Linked DNA regions of Homo sapiens: region 2 is linked to region 1. Evidence: chromatin loops called from intact Hi-C (ENCODE). Cell type or tissue: endothelial cell of umbilical vein. All regions are shown on one strand. Each heading gives the region's core, and the rest is flanking DNA. Links, peaks and the distances in the headings are about the cores only. Region 1 has its middle 97 kb from the start of MAOA. Region 2 overlaps NDP (norrin cystine knot growth factor NDP).

Region 1 (9,609 bases), core at 852-8,851:
GAAAAGACCAACTGAAGATTCTACACAAAATCTTCTCCTGGTCATGGGATTTAACCCCAAAGAAGTACCTGTGAGTGGAGATACTAACTAACAAAGCCTTGTAAGTGAAGAACTGTAACTTGGAGACCAAGGCAAATGTGAGATAATCTGTAATATGGGTAAAAGGAGATTCTAGCACCATATCAAAGAGAGCACCTCAGCTATCACAGGTCACTTAATAGAAACAGAATTGAATTGCATGGTAAAGGAAATCAAAATATTTTACCCCAAAATATATTTCTTTGACAAATTTTGAAATCGCTGTCATAGAGCCAGAAGATTGAGATGGAAGAAATTTGTATCTGTAGAGAATCTCTACTAAAGCAGCCAGGCCTTCCCTTTCTAGGCTTTTCCTGGATCTGGAAGAAGTCTACTAAAAGTCTGATAACTTTAAAAGTCTGAAAAGAAACACTTACAATTTATTCCCTCTGAGGGCTACTACCTATGAGGCTTCATCTATATAACAAGACTACTTTTGCTAGCCAAACCTCTTCCTTTCTCACTCCCATGACCTGTCTTGCCACGAAAACCTGATTTACCAACATATCTGTTTTGGGCCATGCTCTGAGCCTGCATTCTTTCTATTGCCTCGAGATAATAGATAAACTTCTGTACTCTGTTGGGGGGTTGGATCTTCCTTCTGAAGGATCCCATGTATACATGTTAAATAAATTTGTATGCCTTTTCTCCTATTAATCAATCTGCCTCATGTCCATGATTTTTCAGTGAGGGCCTTGGCCCCCACAAGGGCAAGACAAGTAGAACCCTTTGGAGTTCCAAGCAATTTCTTTGCTTTTCTCCTCCTCAGGGTGCAGCAAGGTGGACCCTTAGGATTGTAGGATTGGCTAAACCACTATTCTTGTGCTTGTTACAAAGAAGAAAACCTAGAGAGAGAGGGGCTAAACTCTCTGCTAATATGAATCTAAGAAGACAAGAGGGCTGGGTGGAGTGGCTCATGCCTGTAATCCTAGCACTTTGGGAGGCCAAGGCAGGTGGATTGTTTGAGCCCAGGAGTTCGAGACCAGTCTGGACAACATGGCAAAATCCTGTCTCTACAAAAAATATTAAATACCAAAAATTATCCGGGTGTGGTGGCATGTGCCTGTAGTCATAGCTGTTCAGGAGGCTGAGGTGGGAGGATCACCTGAGCCTGGGAGATCAGGGCTGCAGTGAGCCATGATTGTGACACTGCACTGCAGCTTGAGTGACAGAGTGAGACCTTGTCTCAAAAAAAAAAAAAAAAAGAAGAAGAAGAAGAAGGACAAGAGCAGCTTGGGGCATTGTACTTGGGGGGGCATTATTTTTTTTCCCTGAATCTAATGTGATCAGAAAATGTTGATTTGTAAAGCTATGTTTTGAACACCCCAACAAGAACTCCTAAGGGAAAATTACTCTAATTTGTTTTTGTATGATCTGTCTTGATTCCTGGGGATTTCATTTGAATATGGACTTGTACAAATCACAATCATCAGTAATATTTCTCTGAATCTTTTTCCCATGCCTGCTAAAGTAAGATCTTCGGGTTGGGGTGGAGGGAGAGGAAAGGACAGAGGCACTATTTCTAGGAGTCTCCAAGGGACACCTTGCCTGAGCCCACAGAAATATTTCTTTTTGCCACTCCATGGCATTAGCCATTTCTTTTTTCTGCTGTGTTTCCCTGTAGCTGAGATGTCAGGCCACCCATGCCCTCAAGAGGCAATGTCCTTCAGTTTATAACAACTCTGTCATCATAGGTGAGAGCCTTGGCACTGCCACGGGTGAGATAACATAACAGGGCAACTCACTGGGTTATTTAGAGCCTTTGTTCTACCATATCTGGGCTATGTTTTCCTCAGAAGCAGAGACAATTCCTCTTTCCTCATCTTGGCATTTTAAATGCTACTCCAAAACAAAGCTGCACTGTTTTAGATCCTGAGTAAAAGCATTTCAATGCAGCTATTCTGCCAGTTTTTTCCTGTAGTTTTCTCACCCCAGGACTTCAGCGTCAGTCAGTGGGGATTAGATTGGAGAACTGGCTGAGCAGTAGGACATGTTAATACTCAAAATCATCCCAACCCCGATTAACATGGGCATTGTTATTAGGAAGGACAGTTGAGACAATCCACTTTGTTTGGAGGAGTTATTTCCCAAGAGACTTCTTGATCTTTCATCGAAGGGGAAACCTGGTGACCCCTAGCTCCACTGAGCAGAGGCAAGAAGCTCACAGACAGACTCTTGCTACCCATGCAGAGATCATATTGCCCCATGTTTAGTGAAACACAGTGACTGGACAATGGGGGTGAAAAGTGAGGAGTGAGCACTCCGAAGCTTGAAGGCAGGGGTCAGGTGTCTCTACTTCTCTCTAGTATTTAGACCACACCCTCTTATATCTGTTATCCGCCTGGTGCTAATCTGTTGTGAGCACAAAAGATAAGAAGCAGAGAGACAAGGCAATGTCTTCTTTCCAAGTGAAGGTATATTGTGAGCATAGGTACTAACGGGAAGGTGGCAAATACGCTGGAAAATACCCTGACACATACAGCATTAGCACACAGGTATTTTTTGTTGGATGCTGTAAAATTCAGAGAAAGTTTGCCAAGAGGCAGAGTGAAAAAAAAAATTGGGTTATTATTTTAGAAACTGATTTTGAAAGAAGGAAGATTAAAAAAAGAAAAAAAGCCTTCTTACTAGAAGATACAGCTGACCTCAGAAATAAGCAGATGCGCCTCCACCACCAGGAGACAGTTTTAGAAAGGATTCCCCCTTGTTAGCTCAAGTTTATTCTTATCCCTAAGCACAAACTCCCTAGGGGATTTGGACACAGGCTGATTGCAGAATTCCATATGTTGAGAGCCAGAGTAGCATAATAGCAGGGAATACAGACTTTGAAAGCAACCTGCCTGTGTTGAAAGACCTTAGATGTGACATTTAACTAGCTGTGTGCTAGTGAGCAACTGACTTAACCTCTCTATGTCTCAGTTATCCCTTTTTGATAGATGAGGTGAGGACGCCTGCCTTACATAACTGCAGTAAGAATCACGTGGCTATATGTCAAAAGCGCTTAGCTCAGTTCTCTGCACATAATCATTCGAAAGATGTTGGCTTTAACATTTTGTTACCATCTAATTTTAAGATTGACACAGTAGAAATCAGAAATCTAATATGTATGCAGATATTTAGACTCAGGGCTCAACTTGCTTTAAAACTTTGTTCTAAAGAATATAATTTACTTAAGTATATTTGAATTTTTACAAGTTATTTGCACAAATGTGCAGAAATCCAATTGTATTACCAAACATGATTAAGACCCACCATCTTGAATCACGGAAAACACGTTTCCGGCAAAGCTGGGCTCTGAGATTATGGTACAGTGCTGACATCTGGTGGCAGCAAGCCCTGAAACATGAAATTGAAGTTCTCTCACTAAAAGGAAATAGGTAAACACCCATAAATAAGCCTTCATAAAGGAAATAGGTAAACACCCATAATAAGTTTTCATTGGGCGGATAGGTTTTAGAACTCCTTCAAACTCTAAAATATAAATGAGTCTTAGAATTTTTATAGATAAGAAACTCCAAATGACTAATAAACATACTAAAGATGCTTATCTCCCCTAAAAACCAAAGAAATGAAAACTGAAGCAATTAGATACCATTATACCATTTTTATCCAACAGACTGAGAAATAGTAAAAAGACTGATAATACTAATTGGAGATGAGTATGGAAAAATTGGGACTTTCAAACACTGCTGTCCAAATTTGAAGTGCTATTTTGCTGTACCAATAGACATTTAGCAGAATCTGGTAAAAGTGATGATGTGCATGGCCTGTAGCTCAGCAATTCTAGTTCAGGGTATGTATTCCAGACCCCAGGAAAAGCCTGTGCTCAAAGAAATGTGGTAAGGATACAAATAATACATGGCAGCATTATTTGTAACAGCAAAAAAAAAAAAAACCTGGAAACATCCTAAATGTTCAGCAATAGGATGATGGCTAATATGTCACATGCACATACTTAAAAGGATAAAACAGTAAAATGAAATGCACTAGAACCACATGCATCAACATGGATAAATCTTGAAAACAACAGTGAGACATGGAAACTTCAGAATGTCACATAGAGTATGCTATTTATTGAATATAAAAACACAAGAGAATACTATATATTGTTTTGGAAAACTAAACATATAATATAAAAATATAAAATGGGAAGAAACCCATCAACTTCAGGGTAGTGATTACCTTTAGGGAGGGAGGAGGGAGAATAGGATTGGGAAGGGGAATAAAGGAAGTTTAACTATAACTGCAATTTCAGTTATTAAAATTTCTTAATCTCTCTAACATTTTTATACCATTTATTTTTTGCTATTTATTGTATCCTTCAATATTTTCTGCACATTTATATACATACAATGGAATATTACTCAGCTATAAAAAGGAATGAAATTCTGATACATGCTACAACATTGATGAATCTTGAGGACATTATACTAAGTGAAATAAGCCAGTCATAAAAGGACAAATATTGTATAATCCCACTTCTATATAGTACCTAGAATAGGCAAATTCATAAAGACAGAAAGTAGAATAGAGTTTACTGGAGCTGGGGGTAGGAAGAATGAGGAGTTATTGTTTAATGGGTAGAGATTTTCTGTTTAGGATGATAAGGAAGTTCTAGAGATGGATGGTGGCAATGGTTGCACAACAATGTGAATGTACTTAATGCTACTGAATTACACACTTAAAAATAGTTACAATGGCTTTATGTTTATATATATATATATAACCACACATAAAAAAATTAAAAACCTATAAGTCAGTTCCTGCCCTTTGGGCAACCACTCCAAGCATGGCAGAGAAGTAGGATATCTCCATATCTGTGCTGGCAGTTGTACAGAAGTTGGTGGAGAGGCAAAGAGGTGGCTGTCGCTGGCATTTCTTTTTTTTTTTTTTTTTTTTTGAATTAGAGCTGTAGTAAGAGGATGAAACCAAAGTTTAGGTTTCGGCATCTAAAGACTAGAAAAATTGTATTTTATTGCTTCTTGAAATGCTAGCTTTTGCTGCCCTCTAACCAACAGGAGACCAGGGCCAGCTGAGCCTTCTTGTCTTTGAGTAAGGTCTGCTTCTTTCACTCCCCCTGGGCCCACCTCCCCTGGGGAGGTGTGACTTGATTCAATTTCCTGAGAATCTGGGGTGTAGTGAAAGGATGCCAGAAGGTGGCAGCAAAAGACCACCTCGTGGAAAAGACCTTCTGCTTTCTTCTCTTCACTCTCCTGGGCATCTGGCAGAAGTTGGCTTTGATTGCCAGGGTCCCCACCTCAATTCAAGATGAAGCCTAGTGTAGTAACACCATGCCTGGGGCCAAGAGAGACACACCAAGCACAAGGTAATCAAGAGGCAATAATTCAAGAAAGGGTGCTTCCAAAGGCAAGGGAAGGATAGGAAAAGATATAGGTGAACCTGGCCAGTTAAACTCAATGAAACTTCCTATGTTTGGGGCTCTGTGGACCCAAAGCTGGGTAAAGCAATCTCTTTCCTTGAGACATAGTCTAGTAAGAGAGATTAAATATATGCGCTTACATGAGGAAAAACAAAAGATCAAGGCCCAAGGTTTTTGGAATGAGCCCACGTTGGGTATTTTCCTTTCCCCTCCAGATCTACTTTTTCTACCCTTTTCCTTACCTCTCCCTGTCCAGAGATGCTGATCTGTATAGATTGGAAGCCAGAAGATAAAGGCACCTGTGAAAATGTTGGCAAGATGACAAGGAAATAGGTAAATGTGCTCAGGCTTTTATTCCCAGGACTCCCTCCTGTGATGTTGCCTTGGCCTGGCCCTGTTGCGGAAGATCTGTTCCTCTCAATGGGCCTGCTCTACAGGATTCTCTCTCATTCTAGTTTCCAGCAACCTTTCCTTCCCCTCATCTCTTCTAGCCTAGTGGTAGTAGTAGCTGCTTCTAGTCTTGGGTTCCTGCACTCTCTTGTAGTCCTCTTCACCCCACCTATGCTTTAATTAAACCCTTTGTAAATAAACCCTCCTTAAATGATCCTAATTCGTGTATGCCATCTGTTTCCTGTTGGGATCCTGCCTGACACAACACCTGGCTAAATTATATTCATCCTCTACAACTAAGCTCATATAAAACAAGGAATAGCAAGGAGTGGTTTACATGAAGGCTGTGGCATGTTTTCACAGAGGACTATGAGTAATTCAGTACCACCAGAAAATAAGTTATAAGACTAGACGTGGCAGTTCAGTTAAAGGTGACAAGGAGTTAATATGAGACACGAGGTTCTCTTGATCTGGCACCTAGCATCTTAAACTTATGTCTGAGGAATAAAGGCAGTTCTTAAAGGGCACCGATTAGTTAAGTGGTTTAGAATCTTGAATATAATTTCTACCCAACATAGAGATTTAAGACAGTAGTTAAGGCATAAAGTTAGCAACATGGAAACCAGTTAGGAAAAATTTACCACAACCTAAAGACATGGCAATTTGAACCAGATTTTTTTTTTTTAAGTTTTAAGTTCAGGGGTACATATGCACAATGTGCAGGTTTGTTACATAGGTAAATATGTGTCATGGGGTTTGTTGTACACATTATTTCATCAGCCAGGTATTAAGCCTAGTATCCATTAGTTATTTTTCCTGATACTCTTCCTCCTCCCACCTTCCATCCTCCAATAGGCCCCAGTGTGTGTAGTTCCCCTCTATGTGTCCATGTTGAACCAGATTCACGGTACTTGGAATGCATATGATAAATATTTAGAAGGTAAAACATCAATAGACCTGGATATTCAAATATTAGGGATGTCAAGGAATAAAATAAAACCACCAGAGGTTTAAAAATTACAAAATTGGGTGCTATGGTTTGAATGTTTCCTCTAAAACTCATGTTGAAATTTAACTGTCATTGCAACAGTATTAAAAGATAGGACCTTTAAGAGGTAAGACCTTTGGCTGGGTGCGGTGGATCACACCTGTAATCCTAGGACTTTGGGAGGCTGAGGCAGGCGGATCACCTGAGGTCGGGAGTTCAGGACCAGGCTGACCAACATGGAGAAATCCCGTTTCTACTAAAAAAATACAAAATTAGCCAGGCATAGTGGTGCATGCCTGTAATCCCAGCTACTCAGGAGGCTGAGGCAGGAGAATCTCTTGAACCCGAGAGGCAGAGGTTGCGGTGAGCCAAGATTGCACCATTGCACTCCAGCATGGGCAACAAGAGTGAAACTCCATCTCAAAAAAAAGAGGTAAGACCTTTAAGAGGTGATTAGGTCATGAGGACTTTTTCCTCATGAATAGATTAATGCCATTATCACAGGGGTGGACTAGTTAGCCCAAGAGTTTGGCCCTCTTTTTCTCGCTGTACCTTGTGCACTCTCACCTTCTCTCACCATGTGATGCCTTCCACCATGGGATGATGCAACATGAAGGATTTCACCACAGGCGGACCCTGAATCTTGGACTTCCCAGCCTCCAGAACCATGAGCCAAATTTATTTTGTTTATAAATTGTCCAGTCTCAGGTATTCTGTTCTAGTAACACAAAATGGACTAAGACATTTAGTCGATTAACTTCCTAGGCAAAGGAAAGCATGCCTTTGAAGAAATGCACTGATTTCTTCACTGAGAGAAAAAAATAGTTTTTAAATACCAGGCAGCAGGTTTCATAGTGGTTATACTAATTGAGGATTAAAAACTAGCACTCTGGCTAACATAGAATGAATCCATAGGTCTGACAAGGTTGGTTTACTCAATTCCTATTATTCATTGGTGAGGAAAGCATCATCAGTTAGGTCCAGTCAGTGTTTGGCTTACCAGGGGCACTCAAACAGTGTGGTTTTAGTTTTTTGAAAACAAAAATACTTCATCTGTTTACAGACAGTTGCAATGACGCACAACATTTAGTTTTGGTATTTCTTAGGCAAGTGTTGCTGTACTTAAAACATCTTCCTTTGGTAATGAGGGCACTGGGGAGGAGGACATGGGGGAAGGGAAGGTGATGAAAGCATTGAAGATCCTCTCAGGTTACTGCCTTACATGATGAATTGGATAAGAATACCATTGACTGTGGTCCTGAATACCAAAAAAAAAAAAAAAAGGGGGGGGGGTTATGGGTAGGCAGGTGATGAGAAAAAAAATCAGACATCTTGGCCATAGTGAATTTGAAATACCAGTGGGATAGACAAGTCTGCAATACAGAGGCTCTAAAGAAAGGCTTGAGATACAGCTCTGGCAGCCAGCATTGCTCAAGAGGAGCATGAAGAAAGGCAGTGAGCGAAGAAAGGCAGTGGGCAAAGAAAGATTGTGATGGTTAATTTTACATGTCAACTTGGCTGGGCAAACAATGCCGGGATATTCAGTCAGACATTATTCTGGATGTTTCTCTGAAGGTGTTTTTGGATGAGATTAACATTTAAATTGGTGGACTTTCCCTCCATAATGTGAGTGTGCCTCATCCAATCAGCTGAAGGCCTGAATTGAAGAAAAGACCAACTCCCCCCAAGCAAAGAGGAATCTGGCCAGCCGATGGTCTTCTGACTTGAACTGCAACATCAGCTCTTCCCTGGGTTTCCAGTCTGAAGGAATTCAGACCTGAACTGTAGATTTTGGACTTGCCAGCCTCCATAATCACATGAGTCTATTCCTTAAGTGGCTCTACATACACACACATCCTACTGGTTCTGTTTCTCTGAAGAACCCTGACTAACACAGACATCTATCCCTCAGCCTTTTGCTATTTACATTAAAGTAGGAAAGTAACTATTTTCGGGTGGAATGAAAACATCTTTCCTTTCCTGAAAGGAATAGAGATCCTTGACAGCAGGAAATACATATTAGTCAAGCTTATACCACCCATCCCTAACCCTGCCCCTCATCCAGGATATGGAGAACCAGTTTTCTGTTGCTCATAATTTTAACTCTAGTGATACTGACACTAGATAATGACTCTGGTGATAGGACTATTAAGTCTCCTCCTGACTGGCCATCAGACTTCTTCTGAGGGAAAAAAAGAGACCCTATCTCTAAAGGGATTGATGAAAGAAAATAGGGCCAGCTTCTCCATATCTTGTTCCTGCAAAGGTAAGGCATAGTTTTGGGCACTGTCCTCTTGAGGAGAAGTTTTAGCATCTCCAGACTCATTCTGTTTCATAAGGCTAACAAGAAACCCTGAGTGGGCATCTGCTTGAGAATCACTGACCTAGGGTACTTCTTTTCAAACTCTAACATGCATATGAATCACTTGGGGACCCTGTTACAAAGCAGATTCTGATTCAGCAAGTCCTGAGTAGGGCCTGAGCATCTACATTTCTAGGAACCTCCTGAGTTATGCCTATTCTGTCAATTCATGGTCCCCAGTTTAGTAGCAAAGTCCTAAAGAGCAGGAAGTTACAAATGCCCAACTGACTTCTTTACAAAAATCAGGATAGCTTTTTGAAGAATTAGGCAACAGGCTTCACGTGGCCCAGTGGAGAGCTCTGAGTAATAACTGTTCTCTTGATAGTTGTCTTCTGTGCGCACATTTATTTTGGGGGACCTTACAGATAAGAGTAACTTGTTAAGGACTAGTCTCTTGTCCATCAGAAGTGA
Region 2 (9,609 bases), core at 529-8,528, 400 kb after region 1:
CTCCCAAACCTCTTCCTCCTTATCCTTTGTTGTTGCTCTTCCAGTTCCCCACCTGCTCCTGTGGCCCTTACCGGTTCAGATAGTCATGCCCTGGTTCCATGCCCTGGCCTGGGGCCAGCATCCCCCACTCCTCACCCAACTGAGACTTTCCAGGTCTTCCCTGCCAGTTTGCTTTCCCACCCTCCATTCCTGAAATCCCCTCCCTGGCCCAAGTCCAAAACTCATCCCCCTCCAGCCCCTCCTTCCTCCACTCATCTGGGAAGGAAGGTTAGACAGATATCGGGGCTGTTTCTCTTTTACTTTTATCCTCCCTGTTAGCACCCAGCACAGTGGCTTACATTTACTTTGCTCTTCTGCCCCACCCTGTGCTTAACAAGAACTACAATAAGGTTCATTTTCCTAATCTTTTAAGGCTATAGGAGATCCCAGCAGTTATTGAGATCTCAGTTGTGACTGAAATAGAAAATTGAGTCTAAACACCTGCTTAGTTTATAACTTTATCATCAAGATCATAATATCTTCTATTAAATGGCTATTATGTGCTGGACACCGCTGGATGCTTTACAAATCACCAACACCCATACCCATACCCTCAGGTAGACAGCTCTATTTTGCATGGGAAGAAACTGAGGCACAAAGAAGGAAGTTACTGAACTTCCTCAAAGTCACTCATTCGGCAAGCCATGGAGCTGGAATTGGAAACCAGGTCTCTCTCACTTCAAAGCCTGGCATGCCTCAGTTCTCATAGAGATTCCACCAGGCAGTCTGTTTCCACTATCAACTGGTCTTTTGCCTGTTTGCTCTACAGCCTTTACTCCAAATTTTAGAGAAACTTAGTCTTCCATGAAGATTATAAATGAACCTGCTACTCCCAGGATCTTTTGTACCCAAACCCAGGAGGTGCCACCACTTAAAACTATCAGGCACATCCTAATCTGTGGCCACACTGTCCTCTTTGGTGGGCCACTGTGGCCAGTCTTTTCTGCCTGACTCCCTCTCAGTCCTTTCCGGAATTGCTAGGAGATGGGCAGCAGGGACCTAGGACTGGCCAGCTGCAAGTTCAGGGCTGGGATGAACAGTCTCATTGAAAGCTCCCAGAAAGGCTTTCACTATTATTTATTTTTTCTAGAAACATTGCTGAGTATAAATTATTACTGCCAGCAGATCAGAAGCAGAGCCTGAACTTCTATGTGATGGCTCCTACATTCTACTTGTGTTCCTCCAATATGAAGATCCAAGTAGTGGGAAGATGAATGCTGTAAGGCAGACATTGCCACTCCCTGGCTATATGATATCAAGCAATCTAATTATTTTGGGCTTCAGTTTTCCTTACCAGGATAATGGGAATAATAATGCCTGCCATCACAGGTTTCTTGGCAATGATTATAATATACAATATGAGGTGCCTGACACATATATTAGGTGTTCAAGCAGGTACACTCCCTTCCCTGAGCCTGGGTCACATTCTCCCTTTCTTGCCTTTACAAGGCCAGATAATGGATAAATGTGAGTCAGAAAGCATTAACAATTGGCAGGCAAACAGTAGGCACATGTTTAATAAATAATGACCCTTGAACATGATGTCAAGGGATAATTTTTATAGAGACAAAAAAATCTATCCCAGTCTTTTCTTTGTAAAAAGAAGCTAGGGTAGATTGTTGTTGCCTCTTTTCTAGACATAGGCTAAATGTTTTATCCAAGTCTCTAAAGGCAAACAATTTCATTAAGTGAGACCCATTAGAGAAAAGATCAGCCCGAGAATGTAAGAGTTAAGAATTATAGAACATTTCCAAATGAAAACAGTTTTGCTCCTGGATACATAGAGAAAAATCTAACCTAGAAAAGGTCTGGGTAGTTGAGATTTTGCCAGGCATATTTTATGGCCAGGGAAGAAAGGTTTATAATTGCAAGCACCATTTACATAAAACTATTGCTATATTTGGGATAGTTTGGGATGTTTGAAAACAGATTGTTCCCATGAAATTACAAACATTTCTCCTGCTATCACAATTTTGCGCTGTTATTTGCCATGGCTTTCTGGAAGAAACAAAGGTGAATAACAGTACACTAAAGTCTGTTTCTAAGACTCATGCTCAGAATTCACATGTGAATTTCTTCGGTTTGAGTTCATGATGTCTCTTCTTTGACCTTCGCTAGATTAATGTGATTGTTGCCAAAGTACTCCTCCATCATTTTGTCCAGTCTTTCCAGATTGTTTTCTAGTTTTTATAGATGCTCCTATTTCTTTGTTCCTTTCTATCATCATAGTGACACTTTCTTTGAAATAATTTTAATTCCTTTTTTTAAAAAAGAATCACGATTATGGAGGACAACTCAATACGGAAAGAAATTATCCATGGAATAAAATCACTAAATATTCATGCTGTCTGTTTCTGAAGGGGGAGGGAAGGAGAAACTAATAATTGCTGCAGTCAACCTTACATGGGCCCACAATTTCTGAGCAATCACACTTGTAAAAGCACTTCTCATGTTTTTTCTCAATTTGTTTTAGTTTCCCTTTCCTAAGAAGGAATTGTGGCCCTGCAAAAATTTATGTTCATCTATTTACTCCATTTTTTTTTGGTTCTACAAGCACAAATAAGAGCCAGAAAGTTTTTATTAAGTGGAAAATCTCTATTTTTTCCCACAGTCATAGATCTTATTAATATAATGGTTAAAATGATTTAACTCGAATTCTGATCCTCCTAAACTAAAATGAATCATCATCACTGAGCTATAATCAGAGAAATTAATGGAAATTTTCAAGGCATACAAAAGTCATAATGTTTTTGAATGGAGAGTGGAGGGATTGGCTTATATGGTCTTAATTCTGGTGATTGATACTATAAAAAATTCTTAATTATACTGGTAATTTCAAAAATTACTTGCCATACGAGAATGTTTAAGTGATTTTCATCTCAAAACTAAATGTAAAAATCTCTGAGGTTGGGCTAAACAAATTATTATTTACCAAGTGTGGACAAATTTCATTCATTGTGCCTGTTTAGGGGCAGTGACAGTCGTGAGATCTCGTATGTTCCACCCTACAATGTGCCTCCCTTCTGGGTGGTCCATGTAGCTGGCCACTCTTGGTGGCCTTTTAAGCATGATATTCCCTTGCACACCACTGAGGCACGGACTGCCTCTGCAAGAAACATGCATCCTTTTCCAAATGAGAACGATTTGGATAAGCAATGTAAAAATGATAAATGATCATATTGCCATCTTATCTTTTGAAATCATTTGAACAGAAATGTAGCACCTGAAGAAAGGCTCAGACCACAAAGCCAGTTATTTCACCAAGAATCTCTTTAAAGAGCCCTCCAAGAAGTATGTTCCACTGCTCAATCGCATTCTTTGCATTCTCTTCCTCTTTATTGATGATGGAGCTAGAGAGTTATGATGACTTGTAAACTCCATTTTTCTTTTTTGGAAAAGCACACTACCACTCATAAACATCACAGCCAGGGACAAAGGACACCTGTCCCACTGGATGGGTGTGCACATGATTGATTAGGCACTTTTACTGATAACAGTGCAAAGCACGGGGGGAAATTCTAAAAGCCTCATTCTCCCACAAGCCCTGTGGGCCAGCCACATCACTTAAGTTTGGGCTATGATCTTAGTTCTCCATCCCCTGACAAAGAAATATGGCTTCTTGCCTGTTTCTGAGGGAAATGCTCTCCTCACAGAGACCTTGGTCTTACCTTTGAGCTACACTTGTACAATGGGTGACTGATAGAATCCACATAGTGGTGCCTCATGCAGCGTCGAGGGTCCGAGTCCATTATGAATGAGCTGTCCGTTTTACTGTCTGTATCTCCCATTATCACCAGCAGGGAGAGCATAGAAAAGGATGCAGCTAGTACATGTTTTCTCATTGTTGTAAGGAAAAACTTCTCTAGAAGAACAGCAGAGGGAGGCAGAGGACAAAAAATTGGAAATGGCTTCACCTCCTAGGATCCAGTCCCGTTCAAGGAAAGGGCAGGATCGGGCTGAAGCTTTCTGGTTGTCATTGTCCTTTATGTGCTGGAGTTTTGTCTTACTCTTTGCACTTGCAATCCATCATCACAGTATCTGCTGCACAGCTGGAATGAAAACAGAAATTACTTTCCCCAGAATTATTTACCCAGAACCACTAATGGAACCCAGGAGGTATTAAGTAGAATTTTTCCATGTTATTTTGAGAGGAGAATATTGGTTTCTAGAGCGTCATTAGCAAAGGCTGTCATCCATTCCACCCCAACTCCCATAGCTTATGCTACATATTTATAACCATTTGGAGGTGGACACAATGGTTTAATGGAAGCACATGTTGACTTTAATTGCTGAAGTCCATGTTCCTAGGGCCAAGAATAGTTTGAACCCATGTTAAAGATTAAACATGTTGTTCTGGCAACAACGTAACCGAATTGGGTGGTCTCATCTTTGTCCTTGGTTGGTCGGGGCGGGAGGGTCTATTCAGTTTCTCAGCAAGCTTTGGTGTCAGCGTCAGCTTACAGGGCTAGAGAGGAGGCAGGTCAGCACTAATGAACACAAGCCATGTCCCACAGGGAAGCACATTTTCCATTTCCAAGTCCATACTCACCCACCCACCTAATTTTCCACTTCTGTGCTCTAGGCTCATCCTGTTTTTGTTTTAAGCCCCATAGCACCCAGCACTGATGACAAACTGCATCTGAAATACACATTATGCTAACTGGCCTCCAGCATGGTTAAGGTATCACACGCGTATTTGCCAACAGAGTCACATTTCTGCAGAGCCTTTGTAGCCTGGGCACATGGTGTAATTCGAAAAAGAAAGCAGTTGTTGGAACAGACTTACCATTAAAATAGGATCATATTATACCGGTTTTTCTGAAATTTGCTTTGTTCTTTTGACCATACCTCTTGGACAAAGGACTGGGGTCCAGAGATCTCTCCAGATTACCTCACTAACTCCCCAGGCATAGCCAACACTGGTGCCTTCTTTTTTTTAACCACAACAGAAGACAGAAAGTATCAAAAATATTTTCAAACATTTAGGAAAATTGGGAGGGCCTGCTATTACATCCAAAACAAAAGGAACATGATAATTAAAGCTTCGGGAAAACTTTCAAAGGTATTTCAGATAAAAGTTTGATCATTTTGTTCATAGGCAACATTTTCCTTAACTTCCTACTCATGAACAGTCTGAATAAACAGGGCAAAGTGTTGATAAAATCAAGATTAGGAGTTCAAGTTGGCATAAGCCAATTTATTTTGCACTAATAGAATGGCATCAGACCCATTTAGCCTCAATTAGCTGTCTTGGAAGTGTGAGGTAGGGGATCCTAAGTGGAAAGGGGTGTGTGAGATAGGGCTGTTTCAGAGCACAGAATCCCTGGCAATAGCAAAGCCTCAGCACATGTGCCTCAGGGAAGTCCTATAAATTGCAGGAAGGGCAAGGACCAGTAATGAGGGAACCCACCTGGACTTGAGTCCTGGCACTGCCATTAATTAGCTGGGGAAGCCTTACACAAGTCATTCAACCTCCTCTAGCCCAAGTTTCCTCATCTGTAGAGGGAAGGAGTTGACAGAGATGGCATCTGCTGTCCCTTTGTGTTCTAAAATGCCACCACTTGATAACTATGGATTCAGTTACTATCATCTCCATATGCAGACAGTGAGCCCAAAGTTGACGAGACCATATTCCAGCACAACTTTGCACCACTTTATGTTCATGCTAATAGCAACATCTCATTGAAATAAATCAAACCTGTGCCCAAAGTTTCAAATCTGCAAAGGATGCAGAAGAGCATGTTTGTTTTCTTTTCATCTGCATAATCTGGGTTTTCCTATACACGTTACCCTGAAAATTACCAAGACAACAACTCAAAGAGCCAGAACTTTCTTGGGGTCCACTTTCAGAGGATGAAATATTACTGACCATTTCCCAAGTTTCACTGTGACTAAATTATCCCAAGTGGTTATCTGTCTCTTTGAAGCCTTAATTAGTGTCAGAAAGAGAATTGATTAGATTTCACTGCTTCGGTCTACAGATATTTCCCCCAGGAGTCAATGGCAAAAGGATGAAGAGAGAAGCAGACATTCCAGTCCTGGCCCTTCTTCTGCACTGCCAGCAACTTCTCTTCAGAGCCATGGCCAGGAGGTATGGTTAAATGAGCAAAGCAAATTAAAGAACATCATGTACAGCATGATGGCAAAAACAAGCTACATCAATAACAAAACCCTATACATGTGTATGCATCGTTGTATTTATTGGCATTTCCACTTTCTCCACAGAAAAAGGAAATATAAAGGGCCCTTAAAGATAGAAGAGAATTTAAGAGAATAAAAGTCTCATTTAAGAGAATGAAAATTAAAGTACTTTGAAATACATTGTTCAACCAATCAGATTTACAAAGATTCCGAAGTCTGATCATGCACCCTATTGGCAAGGCTGTGGGAAAACAAGTCCATTTTGGAGAAAGTTCAGTATAAATTGGTCCAAACTCTGTAGAGGCCAATCTGGCAATACCTTTTAAAAATGCAAATGTATATAATTTAGACCCAGCAATTCCACTTCTGTGAATTATCCTACATGTGAAATCACATGAGCACATGGCTGAAATAGCATAAAATTGGAAACAGCATGAAATATCCATTAATAGGGGACTGGTTAATTATATTCTAAAATGTTCACACAACAATATACTAACCAACTATATATGGAAGGATGCAGAAACTCTATGTATTGATTTGAGTTAAAATGGAGAGAGATAAAAACACATATTTGTATAGCAAAGCTCTGAAAGGATACCCAAGAAACTAACAAAATTAGTTACCTGTGGTAGTTGAGGGACAGGCATGAGAGAAAGACTTTTCACTATATATCTTTTCGTATTTTTAGATTTTTGAGCTTGTGAATGTATACTTTATTTAAAATTTCATTAAAAAATAAGGCTTTCTCTTTTAAAAGCTCAGCTTAAATATGGTAACTAAGTTAATGGATGTTTACTGTTTGTGCCAGTTTGAGTATTTTAAAAATATTATATTTTTATTTCTTATAATTACGGGAAGGCATGCTAGTCTCTTAGTCAAATACTCTTCCAGGGCGACCACATAGTTCTTGTACATTACTGCCACCTAGTAGCACCATCCTGAATTGCAAGCACAGTTTAAAATTTTTTCCTAAAAATGAATAAAACACTTTGCAAGCAGATATTATGACATTTACACAGATAAAGAGATAGTTAATGTCACATACAATGTAACTTGATCATCTGGCTTTCTCTTTAGAGATGGTGAGCTGAACCCAGAAGTAATATTAAAGAATGAAAGATTGACAGGAAATGTTGCTTTACCATTAATTCTAAGAAACAGATTTTTCATTTCAACACACTCAGAAAACGTGAGAGTTGTTGCCCAGTTTTTATCTTAAATTCTGAAATAAGAATGTAAGCAACAATGTAAATATGCCACAAAACTCACAGAACCCTCAAAACAAAAACAAAAAGGTAAGATTCTGAAAACATAACCTGGGATTTTTTTTTTTTTTTTTGCCTTGAGTGTTCAAATTGAATGAACCAACACTGTTGTATTGAAGAAGAAATGAAAACAAAGCTTAAGAAAAGAGCAATGCTAAGTCAAGTTGTCAACATTGTGTTGCTCAGGGTGTGCATAGGTGAGAATGTGCAAAGTATGGGAGTGGGAGGAAGACCTCACAAAGAGGAAAATCAGGAATTAAGAAAATGTACACCACTGAGATCACCACTTTCTGGCAGCCTAGAATTATCTCTGCCTTGTAGCAGCTTCTGTTGTTTTCTCAAAACTAAATTAATTCCAGTTTGCCTTAATTTTTTAAGACGTGTCATAAAATCAAATGCTGCCTACGAAGACTTAGAACCTTGGCCCAGGCAATAATGGATTGAACAAGAGAATGACTCTCTTGCTGAACTCAGTAGCCCTGTGGCCACGCTATGCTCTGGATACAGTCTCTGAGACATGGACTTGGCCGACGTACAGAGCCCACATTCTAATAGCTCCAATGTGGAGCCTCTGCCGGCAGGAGAGGCACGTAGGCTGGCGTGCCCGACTTTGGAGCTACCTTCCAAATGATACCAGTGGAAAAGAACAACTGGTGCCCAGATTTCCCCACCTGTCATCCTCAGGGAAATAATATAGCAGAGCTTACAGCGGGCCCAGCCTCCTGGGTGAGAGATGGTGTTGTGCCCACAGATCAGCTCACTCTTGGGCTGACCTTCTGGCTGGCAGAGGGTAAAGTGCTGGTTTCACGCAAGTTATCTCAGCAACAGGCTAAGTGGTATGTGCCAAGAATGGCCTTATTCTTGCCTTGCTTGCCAGGCACAGGAGGGTGGTGCTTCAGTATCCATATTTCCCCCTAGGCTGTTTTCAATACTAATGTATACTGATATTCCCTTCTGTGGCTTCTTTCAACAAATATTTTTTAACATGTATTTATTGAGCACCTACTGTGTGTCTCCTTTTGCTCTAGCAGATAAGAGATAGGGTCAGGGGAAAAATATAGTTCCTATCCTCGATCCCTCTTCTAGCTCACTGACTCTGCAGGCAGAGTCTTGGCCTGTTGTTTTCCTGGATGGTTTTTAGACACATTGATAAACTCTCTGAACATCTAATTTGTATCCAGTATTCATTGCATCATTTCTAAGAAGACCAAGTTAAGCAAATAAAATATAATGACCTTGGAATGGAGTCAGTATATCAGCCAGAATTACTTGATATTTATTGTAATTTTTTAAAAAATTATGGTATGAAGCATAAATAAAGTGAAGATAGTAGAACATAAAGCCTCTATCAAAGAAATTGCAAAAACATCAAAGATTTATAAGTGGAAGAAAGCTTGCTAGATAACCCTAGATAAAACTTCATACAGTACTAGGATCAGAAAAGCAAGAAACTCTAGGTCTAATTTAGAAAGTGTGAAGTGTTAAGTAGCCCCTTCCCAGGAACTCAAAGGATTCCAATTGGATCTAGTCAACTAGATGCCTTGGAGAATAAGTCAAATGCCTCTTCCCAAGGCAGTTAATTTATAAACTGTAAACAGCATGTTGGATTTTATAAAGCATCCTGTGCGTTCAATGAATGGTTTTTAATATTCCTAGCTGGCAGCACATCAGTAGCAGCCAAGGAGCCAAGCCTGGGCTGACCCAGAGGCAGCGGCACTGACTGCAAATGCTGCTAGGCCTCCAGCCTGCCAACTCCAGGTATCTCCAAGGATGGGCAGGCAAAAGGTCAGTGGGGAGGAAGCAGTTCTTGCTCCTTTCATCTCAGAGATAGGCACATTTCATGTGTCTAATCCAGTGCAGGGGTGGTGGGGGGGTGAGGGAATAAAGACAGCAATGACCGTCCCCAGAGTGCTACCTTAGGAGAAAAAAGACAACATTCTTGTGATTAAATAATAGTCCTCCAGTCTGTGATAGGACTCTGTGTTCTCCCAACCTGCACTACTAGCCAAGTGTAGCCAAGCTCAGCAGTGGGGGTGATGGAGGAAGAAAAGAGATGGGAGAAACAAAAAGGATGGAGGAATATGGCCAGGGAAAGAGGCAATGAATTACAATCCTGGGGTAAATAGGAGTGCTAAACTGAAGGACTAGAAATATAAATAAT

What was found. Peaks named below come from ENCODE experiments on the same cell type or tissue, not always from the same donor. Only the 100,000 strongest peaks of a DNase experiment are listed, where the experiment ranks them.
Region 2: a loop joins it to region 1, with 6 times the contacts of the local background. A loop is called at or near these places in 7 of 110 quality-filtered maps.

What each region holds. Positions count from the first base shown.
Region 1 is chrX:43,554,626-43,564,234 of GRCh38, forward strand. No RefSeq gene overlaps it. Among named protein-coding and RNA genes, the nearest start is that of MAOA, 97 kb to the right of the region's middle. In endothelial cell of umbilical vein, for the core only: CTCF peaks have their summits at 3,394 (motif pointing left) and 5,172; DNase peaks (open chromatin) are centred at 3,386 and 5,246.
Region 2 is chrX:43,954,765-43,964,373 of GRCh38, forward strand. It overlaps NDP (norrin cystine knot growth factor NDP), which reads right to left. Exons shown (of 3, transcript NM_000266.4): 2 at 3,708-4,088. The coding sequence starts at 3,881. NDP-AS1 (NDP antisense RNA 1) reads left to right here. Exons shown (of 6, transcript NR_046631.1): 4 at 6,021-6,130. Among named protein-coding and RNA genes, the nearest start is that of NDP-AS1, 9.8 kb to the left of the region's middle. In endothelial cell of umbilical vein, for the core only: a CTCF peak has its summit at 3,898 (motif pointing right); a DNase peak (open chromatin) is centred at 3,927.